2 separate regions of the Mus musculus genome follow, and region 2 is linked to region 1. Evidence: chromatin loops called from intact Hi-C (ENCODE). Cell type or tissue: left cerebral cortex. All regions are shown on one strand.

What was found. A loop is a pair of places that touch in the nucleus more often than their neighbours do. Peaks named below come from ENCODE experiments on the same cell type or tissue, not always from the same donor. Only the 100,000 strongest peaks of a DNase experiment are listed, where the experiment ranks them.
Region 2: it touches region 1 in a loop (2.5-fold over the local background); 18 of 42 quality-filtered maps call a loop at or near these places.

What each region holds. Positions count from the first base shown.
Region 1 is chr17:29,712,332-29,720,331 of GRCm38, forward strand. It overlaps Ccdc167 (coiled-coil domain containing 167), which reads right to left and starts at 4,686. Exons shown (of 4, transcript NM_026782.2): 1 at 4,603-4,686. The coding sequence starts at 4,644. In left cerebral cortex, a CTCF peak has its summit at 1,414 (motif pointing right); DNase peaks (open chromatin) are centred at 4,718 and 6,581; H3K4me3 peaks cover 1,352 bases; H3K27ac peaks cover 763 bases.
Region 2 is chr17:29,873,099-29,881,098 of GRCm38, forward strand. The region is part of intron 1 of Mdga1 (MAM domain containing glycosylphosphatidylinositol anchor 1); the gene reads right to left. Among named protein-coding and RNA genes, the nearest start is that of Mdga1, 11 kb to the right of the region's middle. In left cerebral cortex, no CTCF peak of the experiment used is centred here; a DNase peak (open chromatin) is centred at 715; H3K4me3 peaks cover 303 bases; H3K27ac peaks cover 893 bases.

The sequences.
Region 1 (8,000 bases):
CTACTGAACTTCTGAACCAGGGCAGGAGCCTAGCCACCATTCCCATGTGCGTTAAGACACACACTCCAGTCTTCTGAAACCCGACAGACAAAACTCTCCAAACGGACAAGAATTGTGTACTAGGACCAAATCTAGCCCAGTTATCTCCTTCAGGATGTCGGCTGGGGACTTAGCTCGGCAGCAGAGCACCTTCCAAGCATGCAGAAGGCACTGGGTTCAAACACGAGTGCCGCAAGGTGGAGGCAGCCGAGACTCATACTTAGTATCTTAAGGCCAAGTGGCTGAAGGCTGCAGGCCAGCTTCTGTCACAGCTCAAAATGCAAGCAAGTTTCCTACCAGGCCGAACTTTCCCTGTCCAATTTGGGGTGGTGACTTCAGAATCTAACACATAGTCAGTTGTTCCTGACTGAGTCTCACAGGAAGCAGAGTTGAAGAGTTAAAAGGGGGTCTGGCTACCCTAGCGGTAACCACCTGGCACAGCTGGCCCGTGGCCACCCTCGAGTGAGGGCCACCTGCTTGGTAATTGTTTCATTACAACAAGTAAGCGAGGGCTGTTTGCAGGTGCTGAGATCTCACTTGTGGGCTTTTATTGCACTCGTCAGATTAACAAACATTTTTGATTAAATCACCACTTCACTAGCTCTGAGCGCAAGACTTTTAATAAGAGGACAATATCTACTGCTACAGAGCATCAGTGCACATTCAATACTCAAGACCCGCTGGGGGCAACAGAAGAGGAAGCGGAGAAACAGCCAGATGCCAGGTCTCTGCGAAGGCCCAGGATTACAGGTTTCAAAACCTTGACTATCCCAGCAAAAAGTCATCCTAGTGACAAAACCGAAGATATATGTTTTTATACATCTGTATATTTACCAATATTTAAAACATCCATGCAAACATCTGTAAGAGCGTAGTGTTACTGAGGGGGTAAAATGTGCTGGGGATATAGCTCAGTGCTAGAGGGCTTGCCTACTGTGCGGGTCTCTTGTTAAATCACAGCAGGTTCTTCAGTCACAGCTGACCAGAGCTACATACATGTTCTCAATACAAACCAGCCTACGGTCAGTCCTGAGCGAGTCTTCTATTTGCCCTGAAACGTTACAAGCCAGGTCTCCAAGGTCTGTGCTGCTCTGGGTTCTTTTCCAGGCTCCCACAAACAGCTCATTAAGCTTTGATCACTAATGGTATTTCCAGCCCCACGTTCTAAATGCCTCCACAATCCTCCCTAAACAACATGGTCAGGTCTGTCACTGCAGTAACCATGATCTTGGTACCAGGATCAGCTCTGGTTTGCTCTTCTGTTGCTGTGATAAACAATATGACCAAAAGCAACTTGGGGAAGAAAGGATTCATTTCAACTTAAATATTTATTTATTTATATTATTTATATGAGTAAATCATAGCTGTCTTCAGACCCACCAGAAGAGGGCATCAGATCCCATTACAGATGGTTGTGAGCCACCATGTGGTTGCTGGGAATTGAACTCAGGACCTCTGGAAGAGCAGTCAGTGCTCTTAACCGCTGAGCCATCTCTCCAGTTCTCACTTCAACTCAAGGTTTATAGTTCATCATGAAGGGAACTCGAGGCAGGAGCTGATACGGAGACCATGGAGGGTGCTGCTTACTGGCTTGCAACCATGGCAACCCAGTACTTATATATATCAGCCTGCTTCCTTTTTTATTTATTTATTTATTTTTTTTTTTATTTTCTGAGACAGAGTTTCTCTGTGTAGCCCTGGCTGTCCTGGAACTCACTTTGTAGACCAGGCTGGCCTCGAACTCAGAAATCCACCTGCCTCTGCCTCCCAAGTGCTGGGATTAAAGGTGTGCGCCACCATGCCCGGCTAGCCTGCTTGCTTGCTTATACAACCCGGGACCACCTGCTCTCACCTCAAATCATTCCTCAAGAAAATGCCCCACAGATTTGCCCACAGGCCAATGTGATGGAGGCAATTTCTTGAAGGTCCTTTTTAGATGACCCTAGTTTGTGTCAACCAGACAAAAAACTAGCCAGCACCCTACCATTCATAAGGCTGCAAAATGGGTAGATCTGCTCCCATACAAAGCACTAAGAGAATACACGTTGTGTCAAACTCAAACACTTCAAAAGTTGATGGTGTAGCTCAATGGTAGATCACCTGCCTAGCAGGCAGGAAGCCCTGGGCTCTAGCCCTAGCGTAGGTAGAGGTAGATAGATAGGTAGATAGATAGAAGATTGATTTGTGTCAGCCTGACAAAAGACAGGAGTTTCTCCTCCATATTACAGATGTGGAAATGAAAGCAGGAAGAAGGGGATAGATTTAAATGGTTGGGGTGATGAAGGAGTCCCTGTCTGTCCTCCGCCACCTTATGCCAGGCATGCTCCGGGCACCTGACAGCCACATGGTGAGGAGAGGTGTGCTCTGCAGGGAGATCTGCTCCCAACTCCCCTGGTGATGAGACTGCAGCTGGGCATGTGGCCTCTTAGCTGACGAGCCCAGCCCAGTCTCCGCTGCCCTGCAGGTAGTGGGGGGTGCACCTTGGTTCGTAGGAATAGAAAGTGGGCAGTTCTGGGCCCAGAGTCCTTAACGCAGCAGGCACTTTCTCTATTCTCTTCTTGACGAAGAGCATACCAGTGGGGTGGTCCTAATCTTGCTGATAAGATGGCAGAACCCTGGTAAGCGGAAAGGCTGTGGACAGAATATATGCCACCTCCTCTTCTTACGAAGAAGTGGGTTTTGGTTTTCTCACTATTGTCTACGCTGACCTTAAACTCACGAGCTTCCTACCTCAGCCGCCTAAGCACACAATTAGCTTTAAATGAGGTCTCACCGGAGCTGCTACAGTCACACTGCCCACGGCCACCTTCATATTAAGACAGACTGATTATGTGATTGCTATACTTTTTGTTTGTGTATTTGAGCCAGGATCACATGTAGCAAGGGTTGAGCTATGAAGGTTTTGTGATCTTCCCCTGATTCCCAAGTGCTGGGTTACAGGCATTATGTCACCAGAACTAGCCATACGAGTTCTTACGAATGTTTTGCTTATATGTTTGTGCACCACATACATATCTGGTGTCCGGAGAGGCAAGAACAGCCCGTGCTCTTAACTACTGAACCTTCTCTCCAACCCCAGTACTTATATTCTTTAAAACTGAGATAACATTCATTAACAAATACTGAAGTGGGCTGGGCTTCCATAATGCTCTGGTCAACGTTATCATCAACTCATACAATGTTCTCTGGTGTGTACTTCTGTTAAAGAGATCTTATTTAATAAACGTACAGTTCTCATTAGCGTTGAACTCACTGCCCAAAGGACCACATAATACTGAGTTGTTCCACACCTGAAAAATGGTTTATGTAACAAACCGATTGTCGCTCTAAGCCCCATCACAGTCCTGGAGCACTAGACAGCACGTCAGCGCGGTGCTTACGGATCCCTCAAAGTAGCAAACCACCACTAAAGAGAACAAAAATGCAGCCAGGCATGGTGGCACACGCCTTTAATCCCAGCACTTGGGAGGCAGAGGCAGGCGAATTTCTGAGTTCGAGGCCAGCCTGGTCTACAGAGTGAGTTCCAGGACAGCCAGGACTACACAGAGAAATCCTGTCTGAAAAAAACAAACAAACAAACAAACAAAAAAGGGATCACTGAGGAGATAAGTAACCTCTGGGAGGATGCCTCGAGGGCGTCCAATATTTTGACATTGAAGCCTGATGCTGTCATCTACAAGCATGCTGTATCACATTCCTAGATGTACTGGAACACCAGTGGCCCAAGGGCCCAGGCTGAACATGCCTTCGTTGTAAGGGAGAGGAAACGAGTCCCCACTTCCAGGAAGCCCACCTGAGCATTATTCCCTGCTCTATCACCTTCACCACTTTAAGCTGGCTTCCGCCTTTTCGTTTCCTTGCAGTGTTGCTCTGTATCCCAGGCTGGCTTAGATCTCTGAGCCCTGGGACTATAACCATGTGCCACCTATGTCCTGAGTTCCACGTAGACCCTCAGTTCCCTCGTCTATACGAGCATAACAGACATGCAACAATTCATTGAACATGCAAACGAAACATGCATCAGACGGCTTTTTTTCCATGCATGACAAACTATTTTAAAGGCCTTCCCAAACACCAATTCTAGGAATCTCTGCAGATTTCCAAAGATCCTCAAGCTACAAGGCTGATACCCCACAGGAAAAACTTCCCCTCTCTGGAGACGTTTAAGCCACTAGCAGTATACTGAATAATAGCCTCGCACTCACCCTGGAGTCTTATTAGCTCCATGGTGGTCCCTCACCTACAAGTCCCGAACACCTTTGGTTCCCACCTGTCTCTTTCTGCTAAAGTCTCCCTTAGTCTCCGAGTCTCTCCTTTTAGAATACCCACTATGGCCTGTCTTCTTTGGGACTCCCCTGACCAGGGATGGAGCTGATGGTTCTCAGCTCCATCCCTGCCTTCCTCATCGTGACCCTTCACCTCCCTTCACAGCCTCTCCCAAAGCCACGTCGCCCTCGCTTCCTCCATCTGACCCTCGACGTCGCAGCCGCCGGGCCGATCGACGCCCCTGCGTCGGAACACAGTGACTAACCACGTGACTCGAACCCGACTTCTCCCCCTCACCTCCTGAGCGACACCAAGATTCTCCCGCTTCTTTTTAGTCATATTGCTTGCTGTCTTTTCCGCGCTGGACCAGCCCATTAAGTCGCACTACGCACGCGCAGGACCTCGTGCTTCTTTTTCATTGGTCGGTGCAGAGGAAGGAGGCGGGACTTCTGCGTCGCCATCTTGTTAAGGGGCGCGTCCATCCTGCAGCGGCCATGTTTGTGAGGGGCGGCCTCCGGGTATAAGATGTGCAGGGAAGCAGTTTCAGGTCTACCCGTGAGTGGAGACCTCTTTACGTACTTGAGAGCTTTTATCTTAACTTCCTTCTTTCTTTTCAAACATCTTCCTTCTTGCATCCCTCAGGGCATCCCTGCACCGTTTTTTAGGCTATCCTCGTTCAAATGTTCTTGCTCCTGCAAGGCTCAGCCTGCAAGCCCTGGCCCTTCAGTCCCAACTTGAACTGCTCTGCCCTTTGGGATCTAATATGGTCTTGCACCGTTAATCCTTTCTGTCCTGTGTTCTTTCGCATTAGCTTGTTTTCTGGTGAAATGAGAACAGCCTGCAGACATCACGGAAGGCATGAAGAAGGCTCGCAGCACACCATATTAGCCTGAGATTCCTAGGTCTTACCTGGGCTTCTGGCTTTCTTTTAGAGGCTTGTTCATGCTTAGGATTTTAGAGTGTTTAGACCTTGGACTTGGAGATGTTTTGACTATAACCCTACCACAGGACATAGACATAGAGCTGCCACCAAAGTTTTACAAGTCAGTACCTTTTCTTTTTCATTTTTTTAATTAGATATTTTTAAAATTTACATTTCAAATGCTATCCTGCAAGTTCCCTATACCCTCCCCCCGCCCTGCTCCCCTACCCACCCACTCCTACTTCTTGGCCCTGGCATTCCCCTGTACTGGGGCATATAAAGTTTGCAAGACCAAGGGGCCTCTCTTCCCAATGATGGCCGACTAGGCCATCTTCTGCTACATATGCAGCTAGAGACACAAGCTCCGGGGGGTACTGGTTAGTACATATTGTTGTTCCACCTATAGTGTTGCAGACCCCTTCAGCATCTTGGGTACTTTCTCTAGCTACAAGTCAGTACCTTTAGCATCTGTGAAGTGCTATGGTTTTTTTGTTTTTGTTTTTTTTATTAAAAGAAAAAAGTTAGCTGAGCATGGTGGACATATGAGTAGTCTCAATTATTTAGGATAGTGAGGTGGTGCATCATTTAGAGTCCACAGTTTTGAAATCAGCCTGGACAACAGTGAAACCTTAATAATAATAATAATAATAATAATAATTAATTTTTAAAAAATTGTGGTATGGCAAAAAAACTAAAAGTAGATAGATGTTGTCTGAAAGAGTGGGGATGTGGTTCAAAAAGCTGCCATAGATCCCTCAGGTACCTACGTTCCATTCTTGTACTGGATATTATCTCACACCGCAGGGCCTCTCTGCTTCGGGAACAGAGCAGGCCTGTGTGCACACACAGCTCTGTCCTTCCGTGTCTCTTTCTAAAGATAAATTTGCCCCCGTGGAATTACTAGGTCAGAGATGATGAGACCAGAATCGAAGCTCCTTGTTTCTACCCACTTATCTCCACTCCCGAGTCCGTTTCTCTATGTGAATAATAACCCCACCTCAGTGTTTGGAGGAGAAAAAAAATTTTTTTCAGATCTGTGTTTTCTTCATGATAGAGCCCTTGAGTGATGGGGCTGGAAGGGACCTGAGATACCATCTCACTTGGCTGCCTGACTGCGACCTGCAGAGGGAACAGGTAGTAAATTCTACCTGAACAGGACGCAGGCTGCTGAAGTTGTTTAGTGCAGTTCTCAGCTTAACACCCGGCACAAGAAAATCTTCCTCGAGAACATTGTCTATCAGCTGTCAATCAACAACCCTTCCAGCATTGGTTCCGTCCCAGAAAAAACAGACTCTGCTTCCCAATTATCACAGGCGCTGGCCCAGGGGAGGTGAGAAGACGAGAAGGAGAAGCACTGTGTTCTTTTAGAAGTGGCTCCTTCTGTGTTTCTCTGGCACCAAGAAAAAGCCACAGAACTCTGGGTGTGCCTCATGTGGGTCTCATCTCTTCCCAGTTTAGGACAAAGTTACCAAAGCGCTCAACTTCCATGTCTTTTTTTCAACAGACCTCCTCCTCTGGGTCTGATGATGGAATAAAATGCTCAAGACGAGGGGCTGGAGAGAGGGCACCACAGTTAAGAGCATTTTGGCCCCTGCATGGGACCTCTTGGTTCAATTCCCAGCATCTACACAGTGGGTTTTTGGTTTTGGTTTTGGTTTTTTTTTTTTTTTTTTTTTTTTTTTTTTGCTTTTGTTTTGAGACAGGGTTTCTCTGTGTAGCCCTGGCTGTCCTGGAACTCACTCTGTAGACCAGGCTGGCCTCGAACTCAGAAATCCGCCTGCCTCTGCCTCCCAAGTGCTGGGATTAAAGGTGTGCGCCACCACACCCGATTTACACAGTGTTTAATGACAGCCTGTAACTCCCGCTTATTAGCATCCAATGCTCTCCTCTGGCGTCCTTGGACGCTGCCTACACGTGATGGACAGACAAAACTCTGAAGCACAAAAATAAAGTAAATCAATCTTTTTTTAAAGCCGGTTGTTGGTGGCGCACGCCTTTAACCCCAGTCCTTGGGAGGCAGAGGCAGGTGGATCTCTGAGTTCGAGGCCAGCCTGGTCTACAGACTGAGTTCCAGAACAGCCAAGGCTGCCCAGAGAAGCCCTGTCTTGAGAAACCAAGAAAGAAAAACAATAACAAAAAGAACAACAAAAAACTCAATGGACTGGAACCAAGTTCTTTGTGAGTTATAGTGAAAGGGGAACTTTAAGGTGAAGCCCTCCTGGACTCCAACTGCACCGGAATCATTTTGCAGCTGTACAAAGTAGCAATGTGGAGCAAGGTACTTCCATTTTCCAGGCCTCAGTTTTCACATCTGGTAAGGGTCATCATGCCAGGTGTGGAAGGTCCCCATGAGACCTGCTAAGAAGTTGCATCTGCAGAATGAGTGACCAGGAGAGTCCACAGGACCGAGGAGCCACCAGTCACTGCCGTTTGTTTTCTTGTCTTGAGCCTGGTTTCTGTGAGCCTTCACCTGCCTATAGCACACGTGTTGATTTGCATTTGAGGCAGATACCTGGGGTGTGGAGTACACTGCAGCCACAGCATGCACAGGCATCTCCACTGAGGGGTCTGCCGCCTCTCTCACCACTTGTCCTTGAGCTGGGACATCAGTCACAGTTTGATGTGTCAGGGCAACACAAAATTGTGCTGATGGTGTGCTGTGGGTAGAGGATGCCCGGGCACCCAGTAATCCACTCAGGTCTTAGCCCACCCCACGTGACCCTGGCAAGTACAGAGACCTGCCTGCTATTCCTCTGAGGACTCTTCACTGAGA
Region 2 (8,000 bases), 160 kb after region 1:
GCCAGGCAGATGACTGAGGGGACAAGATATGCCTAAGAGCAAAAGGAACAACCAGGAGAAACTGAGGTAGATGGGGAAAGGGGGGTTTCTTTAGCCCGGTGACCAGAGTACATTAGGTGTTTACCCGTAGGGGGAAGGAGGTATTTTTTTCCTCTCTCTCTCTCTCTCTCTCTCTCTCTCTCTCTCTCTCTCTCAGGATAGGGGGTCTCAGGTAGCCCAGGCTGCCCTTGAACTCACTACATAGCCAAGGATGACACTGAACTCCTGGACCACATGCTTCATGTCCCAAGTGGTGGGATCACAGTGCTCATCCACCCAGTCTATGTCCTGTCAGGGATCTAACCAGCAACTCATGCATGCTAGGCAAGCCTCTACCAACGGCTCTACATCCCCAGCCCTGGACGCAGGTATTATTGAAGGAGCTTAAAAGAGACTCCCTGACGAGGCCACCAGCAAAACATTGGCTTTGAGCAAGCCCAAAGTAGGAGCCTGGGTTCACAGGAGCCCTAACGTGCTGGCTGCCCTTTGAGGCATGGCTGTCCACAACCGGTTGGCCATGGCACTTCAGAAGGCAGACCCCTCCCCCAGGCTACTGCTGGGCCCAGCTGGGGACACTGTGGTCCTGCACCAGCCCAGACTCTTTCCTGGCAAGAGTGCCCTGGGTGAGCGCACGCCTGGCACAGGGCCTGGTGCCTGGGAATGATGCTCTGGCGGGTGGCTTTGTGTTTTGTGAAAACCAAACCCACAACCAGGCCCAGGCAGCCAAGCAAAGCCTGCCGGGAAGGCTGGCAGGCCTCCTTCCCAGGCTCCCCCAGGAACTATGGGTAGCACCAGCTGCCACCCTGGCTGGCACTGGAGACCCGGTGGACAAGGCCTGGGTCCAGCTCTGGCCTCCCAGCCTGACCCCCTTCTCCCTGGACTAAATTGGAATAGAAATGAGAAGGAATCGCTCTCCTCTGTTTGAACAAATTGCTATGGATCCCTCACTGTCTCAGGTCAGGGCTCTCGATGGGGGATATTTTCACTTGCCGACTGCTAATAGACTCAGGAGAAGCTGCTGGATCGATTGCGGCCGGGAAAATTAGCCATGAGCTCCGGGCCAGCCTCGGCCTGCCCCTGCCCCCCACCCCAGGCCTCCTGGTGGGGGAGAGGAGAGGGCCTCTGCCCAGCAGGGACCAGAGCCCGGAAGAGACAGGTTGAACCTGGGGTGCTGGGGCTGAGCCTGGTGGCTACCAGGAACTACAATCTGTTGGAGGGCTGGGGACAAAGGTGGCTGATCAGAATCCCCGGGGAGGTCCCCAGGGCACACATCCGTCCATCTGTATGCAGCACCAGTACGCGTCCACGCACACACTCACACGTGCCCGCCAGATTTCCATGTATGAGAGAGAGATAAGAGGCTCTGCGTGAGGCGGCAAGAGCTGTCAGGGTCCATGGTGAGAAACACTTGCCAGTCTCAGGTTTGCCTTCAACAGAACTGGAGGGCGGGGTGGGGCGGGGCGGGGCGGGTGGGGCGGGGCGGGGCGGAGCGGGGGGGCCGGGGGCGGGGAGAAGGCAAGCTCATCACCTGTTTCCTCCTCCCCTCCCAAAGTAAAAAGAAGGAGCCACACAGGGGTATTCTGACTCTGGGACTCAGGAGCCAGCACCTACCGGCCTACATTGTCTGGAAAAGCTAAGGCAAGGTAGGGTGGAGCTTGCTGTAGCCTCTGAATGTATCAGGAGTGAGGTAGTTTGAAAAGGCACTCACATCTGCTGGCTATCCTGCCATGTCAAACACACACGCACACACACACCCATCACATCTCAGTCGAAGTGAGCCCAGGTCCCACTGAGGAGACAGAACAAGGCCACCAGCTTTCTTCACCTGGCCACCAGTTTCTGCGGCTGAAAGACAGAGTTCATATAATGAAGCAGATCTGAGCTGTGTGTAGCATTTATGTGTGACATACGGCAGGTACTCACTAAGTGCTGAATTCATCTGGGGTCCCAGTTGGAAGCACCCCCAAAGGCCAGAGGTGTTCCTCTGTGGTCCCTACGAAAACTGCAGCTATTCAGGGCTGCAGGACAGCAAACTCCTGAAAGATATAGACAGAATTCTGTAGACCTCAAAACTCAGCCTGTTGGGCCAGGTGCTGCGCCCATTTTGACCTGACTTTGAATTCTTCAGAGCTGGAATCCACTTGCAGCACTATCCAAAGTACCCTGGGGGCCCCTGCTTGTCCTCACTAATCCTAACCCCGTCCCCTCCAAAGACAGGTTCACCCTTATCCTCAAATAAAGGGGAAAGGGGCTCTGCAATGGTTCTCAACCTGTGGGTCGCGACCCCTTTGAGGTTGTTGAATGACCCTTTTCCAGGGGTCACCTAAGACCAGCTGCATATCCGATATTTACATTACGGTTCATAACAGTTGCAAAACTACAGTTCTGAAGTAGCCACAGCGGTAAGTCCTCACCACAACACAAGGAACTGTTAAAGTTAGGTCACAGCATTAGGAAGGTTGAAGACCACTGACAGGAGAAACCCACGCCCTGGGGTGAGCAGCTCCAGAAAGAGGCTTGAGCCTAGGGCCTCCAGCTCATCAAATCAGGGCGGCGCTCCATCGACAAAGACCAGGCTGAGGGGTGGTACCTGCTGTCAGTGCCCCGTGTCCCTCTAGCCATTCACTGCGTGGAGCTTGGCACCACCCCGGCCACTACAGCTAATGTTCCTTTGTGCTCGGTGGACTCAGAGGTCAGCCTTACCAACAGTCCTACAGAAGGGAAGAATGCTTGGCCAATGGAGGAAGCAGAGGTGGGTGTGTACCCACCCCAGGAGGAGAGGCGGCTACAAACCAGAGCTCTCCAGAAGGACACAGGGGAAACTGGTTTAATCAGGCTCCTCAAGGGAGGGGGTAGCCCTCATTTCCAGAGTTCACTTCCCTGCTTCAACCCATGCTACCTAAAACTTCAGCTCCAAGGGAGCTATGATGGCCTATGGTGTCCCCCGCTGAAGCATCATGGCTATAACCATGTTCGCACTGTGTCTAATCAACCCCTTCCCTTACCCCAAACACTGGCAACCTCTGGATACCCCTGTACCTGAACTACCTACTCATTAGGACTGGGCCTGGACTTCAAGCAGAAGGTATAGCTTCTAGGCCTCCCCAGCTGGAGATGGTGCTGTACCCTGCCGGCTGGCTGTTGACTGCATGGTGGATCTTGTGGGAAGTGTATCAGCAAGCTCCTGTCCCACCCCACTCACAAGGAAGCATTCCATTAAGGCTTCCAACATCCATCCCACCCGACTCAAAGCAAGCACATCACCCCATCTTGGGGCGGGGGGCAATGAGGCAGTGGGAGATTTGGAATGGAGTTCAGGGGCAAGGAGAGGCAGGAATTCATTAATACCATAGTGACATACCAAAGAGGTGATGCAGGATACTGAAAGAGATTCGAGAGAGTCCCTCTACATGGCTATAGATGTCAGCCTGGTCACATGATGGCTGTGTGGTCTTCACACACTTTTCTTCTCTGATCTTAGCTCTTTTCCTACAGAGATCCAGATGTGCTGGGTTGCACGAGGCTACAGTGGTGTGGCTGAGCCCTGATGCCTGCATGAGGCTATAGTGATGTTTGCCACACCCTCTAGTGCTTCTGCCGTTGCTCTATGGGGAGCCAGCCTCACTGCACAGGTCTTTCACTGATGCAGGTTGATAACCCGACCTTCCCCACGGTCTCCTGCATCTTACTGGAGCATTAGAACCGGACCCAAGGGATCAGGCCACTGGAATTCAGTTCCCTTCCAGCTCAGCCCTCCCAGGATTCCACTCAGAGTTGGAGAAATGAGCCTCCGTCAAGATGTCAAGACAAAAAAAGGCTGGAGCCAAGGACAGATTCGGGCACACTCGGGTTATCCGGGTCTTTCTGACATCAGGTTATGTTCTAGCAAGTTGAAATAAGGTCAGACAGTGGCAAGAACTTCCCAAAATAAAGGCCCAAAGAAAGGCAAAGGAAATTGTAGTGGATCTTCATGCTCTCATGAGAGAGTGGGCTCCCTAGAAGTTAGCAAATGAACTTGGTCACCTCAGAAGGACTTCCCAGCCCTTCAGGGTCTGGCCCTACAAGCCAGGAAGCTTCCACTCCCCAGGCCACAAAGTTCAGGCTGAAATGAGACACCTGCTAGTGGAGAGAGACTCCATGGAGAGCCTCTGAGCCAGGACAGAGGGGTTCGGAGGGCAGGGAGCACTTGGGAAAAGGGACAGAGCCACAAGCAGGTAGGACTCCAGGCAAGACTCTTACAGGAAATTCTGAGTGACTGTAGACAAGTCACTTGCCTGCTTTGTTTTGGGTCTTCTCCAAGGCCTTGTCTCACCTGAGAGAGGGCTGCAGAGGGAGCAGGTGAAGTATGGCCATTCTCACCACTCAGACCTTTTCAGTCAAGTGGGAAAGGAAGATGGTTCAGTGGTGAGCAGGGTGCTTGCTGCACAGCTGGAAGGCCTTGCCGCTATCTCTGGTCTCAAGTCTCCTTCCACACTCAATTTCAGAGATCCACATCTGGGTGACCTGAGGCCACAGAAGGATGGCTAAGTCTGCCACACCCTGTTGGGACCCCACCCCTACCCCCAGCACTGCTTGAAACAGCCAGGCTTGGGCTGGGAAGATGATCAGTAGTTAAGAGCATTTGCTGCCCTAAGCAGAGGACCCAAGTTCAGAGGGCCGGACACCCACATTGGGCACCCACAGTCACCTATAACTCCAGCCCCAGGGGACCTAATGACCTGTTCTAGCTTCCAAAGGCACACGGAGACACATAACTAAAAATAAAATAAATCTTAAAAAAAAAAAAAAGATAAAGGGAGACAGGGCTGTATTCACGTTCTGAGCATGCGCCACCAGGCAGCTCCTTGGGGCTTGCCGGTCCAGCCAATCAGAGAGCCACAGGTCAAGGGGATGAGCAATTGAGACGGACCCCTGACATGGACATTTACAAACTTCCAACTAGGACAGCAGCGGACTGGAGGCTGGTGTCTCGCTCTCCACCCATCTACCTCCATATCTGTCTCCTTTTCATTTTTATTATAGCCTCCCTTACATTTAAAACGGCCAAGGAACCCGAGGCTGCTCAATGTAAACAGAAGCCACCCGGGGGCTGCTGAGAGAGCTTCTTGAGAGGAAGGAGGCTTCCTGGATGATGCTGGCACACGACTTTAATCCCATCACACAGGAGGGAGAAACTGGCAGACTTCTGCGTTCAAGGCCAGCCTGGTCTATAGATCGAGTTCCGGGACAGCCGGGGCTACACAGAGAAACCCTGTCTGTTTCTTAAAAAAAAAAAAAAAAAAAAAAAAAAAAAAAAAAAAAAGACTGGCCAAAATGTCAGACATGCTGATTTCAGTGTGCATGACAACTCGGGGGCACTGATATTTGTTGGGCTGTCCTGGGTTATCTTATGTGCAGCCAAGCCGGGGGCTGTTGTCTAAGCAGAGACCCCGAGGTGGAAAGGGCCCGGAGCAACCCCTGGACCCGAGGAGCCAGAGAATGAAGCCTCAGGGTTTCGCAGGTAAACATGATCCCTGAAGGACACCAGGGCTCCTCATGCCGCTTCAGGAATCAACCCATCCCCCCAAGAAAGTCTAGGGAACAAACCACAGGAGCCTCACAGTTGTAGTACAGGCAGGCATGAAGTCTGTCATTGGGCAGCTTTGAGTTAAAATCCCGATTCTACCACCTACCTGCTGACTGTAGGACCTCGATATATCACTCAGCCTGACCCTCAACCTTTCCACTTGGAAAATGAGGGCTGTGGGGAGCACCTTAGGGACACACACACACACACACACACACACACGTTACTTTCAGCCCTTAGCTGGTTTGGGATGAGGATACTCTGTGGTTAAAGGCAGGAATAAAGTGGTATCCCGATCTCCCTGCCCGAATCTTCTATGAGAACCATCCAAGCCAAAAGGCTGCAGCTGGTGACTTTGGGAATAATAAGGGGACTGCATTAACGCTCCAGAGTGGGGTGGAGCTTGCCTGACCCTCAGCTTGGGCAGTGGCCTGGAAGTCCAGACATGCCCTGGCGACATCCCAGGGAGAAGATGCAGCTGGGCCTGACTTGTTCTGATGTAACCGTGTCGATCCACGAAGCCTCTATAGCAAAGCACCAATTTCAGGGCTTCCTGTCTGCAGAGCTCCTGCGGCGGGGGGTCCAGCCTGCACTGTGGATAACTTCCTGAAGACTTAAACAAGCCACCTCACCATTTCGAACCCACCAGATAATCCTAGCATCCTGGCTGGCTCTGGGGCCAGAAGGGAACCAAAAAGAGCTTGGGGTAGCTTCTCCCAAGCCATCAAGGCACCACGCACACCGAAGCCACCACCTTCTACCAGGGTTAGAGGAGCAGGACTCAGGTTAGATTCACTTCAGGCCCCCGTGGTCCTCCATACTTCTCAAATGTGCAGCCACTATTTCCTACCTCAACACTCTGCTTCCATGCTGCACCCACTCGGGGACGTTCCTTGTCTGCGGCCACCGCCTCTGCTCCCGAGACAGTCCCCATAGTTCACCTCAAAGCTGCCAAAGTACTGGCATCCCAGGGAGGCTTCCCTGTGAACCCCAGGAGTGGCAAACCCACCTTCCAGACGGAGAAACTGAGGTTCTCCTTGAAGAGGCAGCCAGGTACCCATTGGGCCCTGACTGCCTGCCTATTGCCCTTGTGAGGCAAAGAGCAATCCACTGGTACCAGCCAGTGTCTCTGCTAGGAACAGCCTAGATCTGAGTTTTACCAAGGCCCTCCTGAGGAAAGTTGGGGGACCTCCAGCCCTCAGTGGAGCCTGAAACACCTCCTCCTCTACCTCACCCAGTACCCCTCAAATCTGCCCCTGCCTTCCAGGTCCCCCATCCCTTCTCAAGCCTGACATGCCTCCCAAACAAGATCGACTTTATCTCTTCCCTCTCTTCTCCCTAGACATGGGTACATTTCAGGACCCTGGCCTCAGCCACTAGCCTCATGGACACATCCCTTCTCTGGTGATGTCCATATTGCTTTGTGGACATAAGTCCAGGCACATAGTAACCTCTTCTGATCTGCATTCTCCTCACACACCAGCCTCCCTGCCACGCAACCTATGCACAAAGCTCCCCTTCAAATCCACACTCAGCGCTAGGATCGTGGCTCAGTAGGCAGCGTCCTCGCCTCGCATGCACAAAGCCCCGAGTTCAGTCCTCAAGGCTCCCAGCTCTTCTAACGCAAAGGCAGGAAGGACAGAAGTTCAAGGTCACTCTTGACAACCGAGCCAGCCCACCTCAAAACAAAACCCCAACCATTAAAGCTATTTGCCTAGGTCTTTGTCTGCCCACTGACAGAAGTCTGGCCTGGGCAGCTTCTCTTCTGGGGTTTCACGCTGGGACAGGATCAAGCAGCAATTCAGAAGTCCAGCCCCCGCCCTTTTCACTCCCCTGCCCCAAATCTGTCTAATCAACAGCTTTTTATTCTGCCTTTTCCCACTGTGAGCCCGCTCCCCAACTGCAAACCACGGGCCATTGTCAGCTCCTGTCCCCATGGGATCTCTTTCCCTGCCTCGCTCTGGTCTTGTGACCGTGTTCTGCAGGGTCTCCACTTCACCCCCTTCCCCTTCTTCAAGGAACTCAGTTGAAAACTTCCCCCTTGCTCTCCTCTTAGGCCCCAAACCCCTCCACCGTGTCCCATCCCACTTAAACTCTTACACAATCTTCAATGTCCCAGACATCTGACCTGACTAATTCCTGAGAATTAGTCCCCATAGTTCACCTCAAAGCTGCCAAAGTATTGGCATCCCAGGGAGGCTTCCCTGTGAACCCCAGGAGTGGCAAACCCACCTTCCAGACAGAGAAACTGAGGTTCTCCTTTGATTGACCCTATCCACTCCCCTCCTTCCTCCTCCTGCTCTTTCTCTTCCTCACAACAGACTCCTGAATTTTGTCCTAACCAGCCAGCTTTTGTCCGTGCCCCAGGGCCTTTGCACTGGCTGTTTCCCAAGCT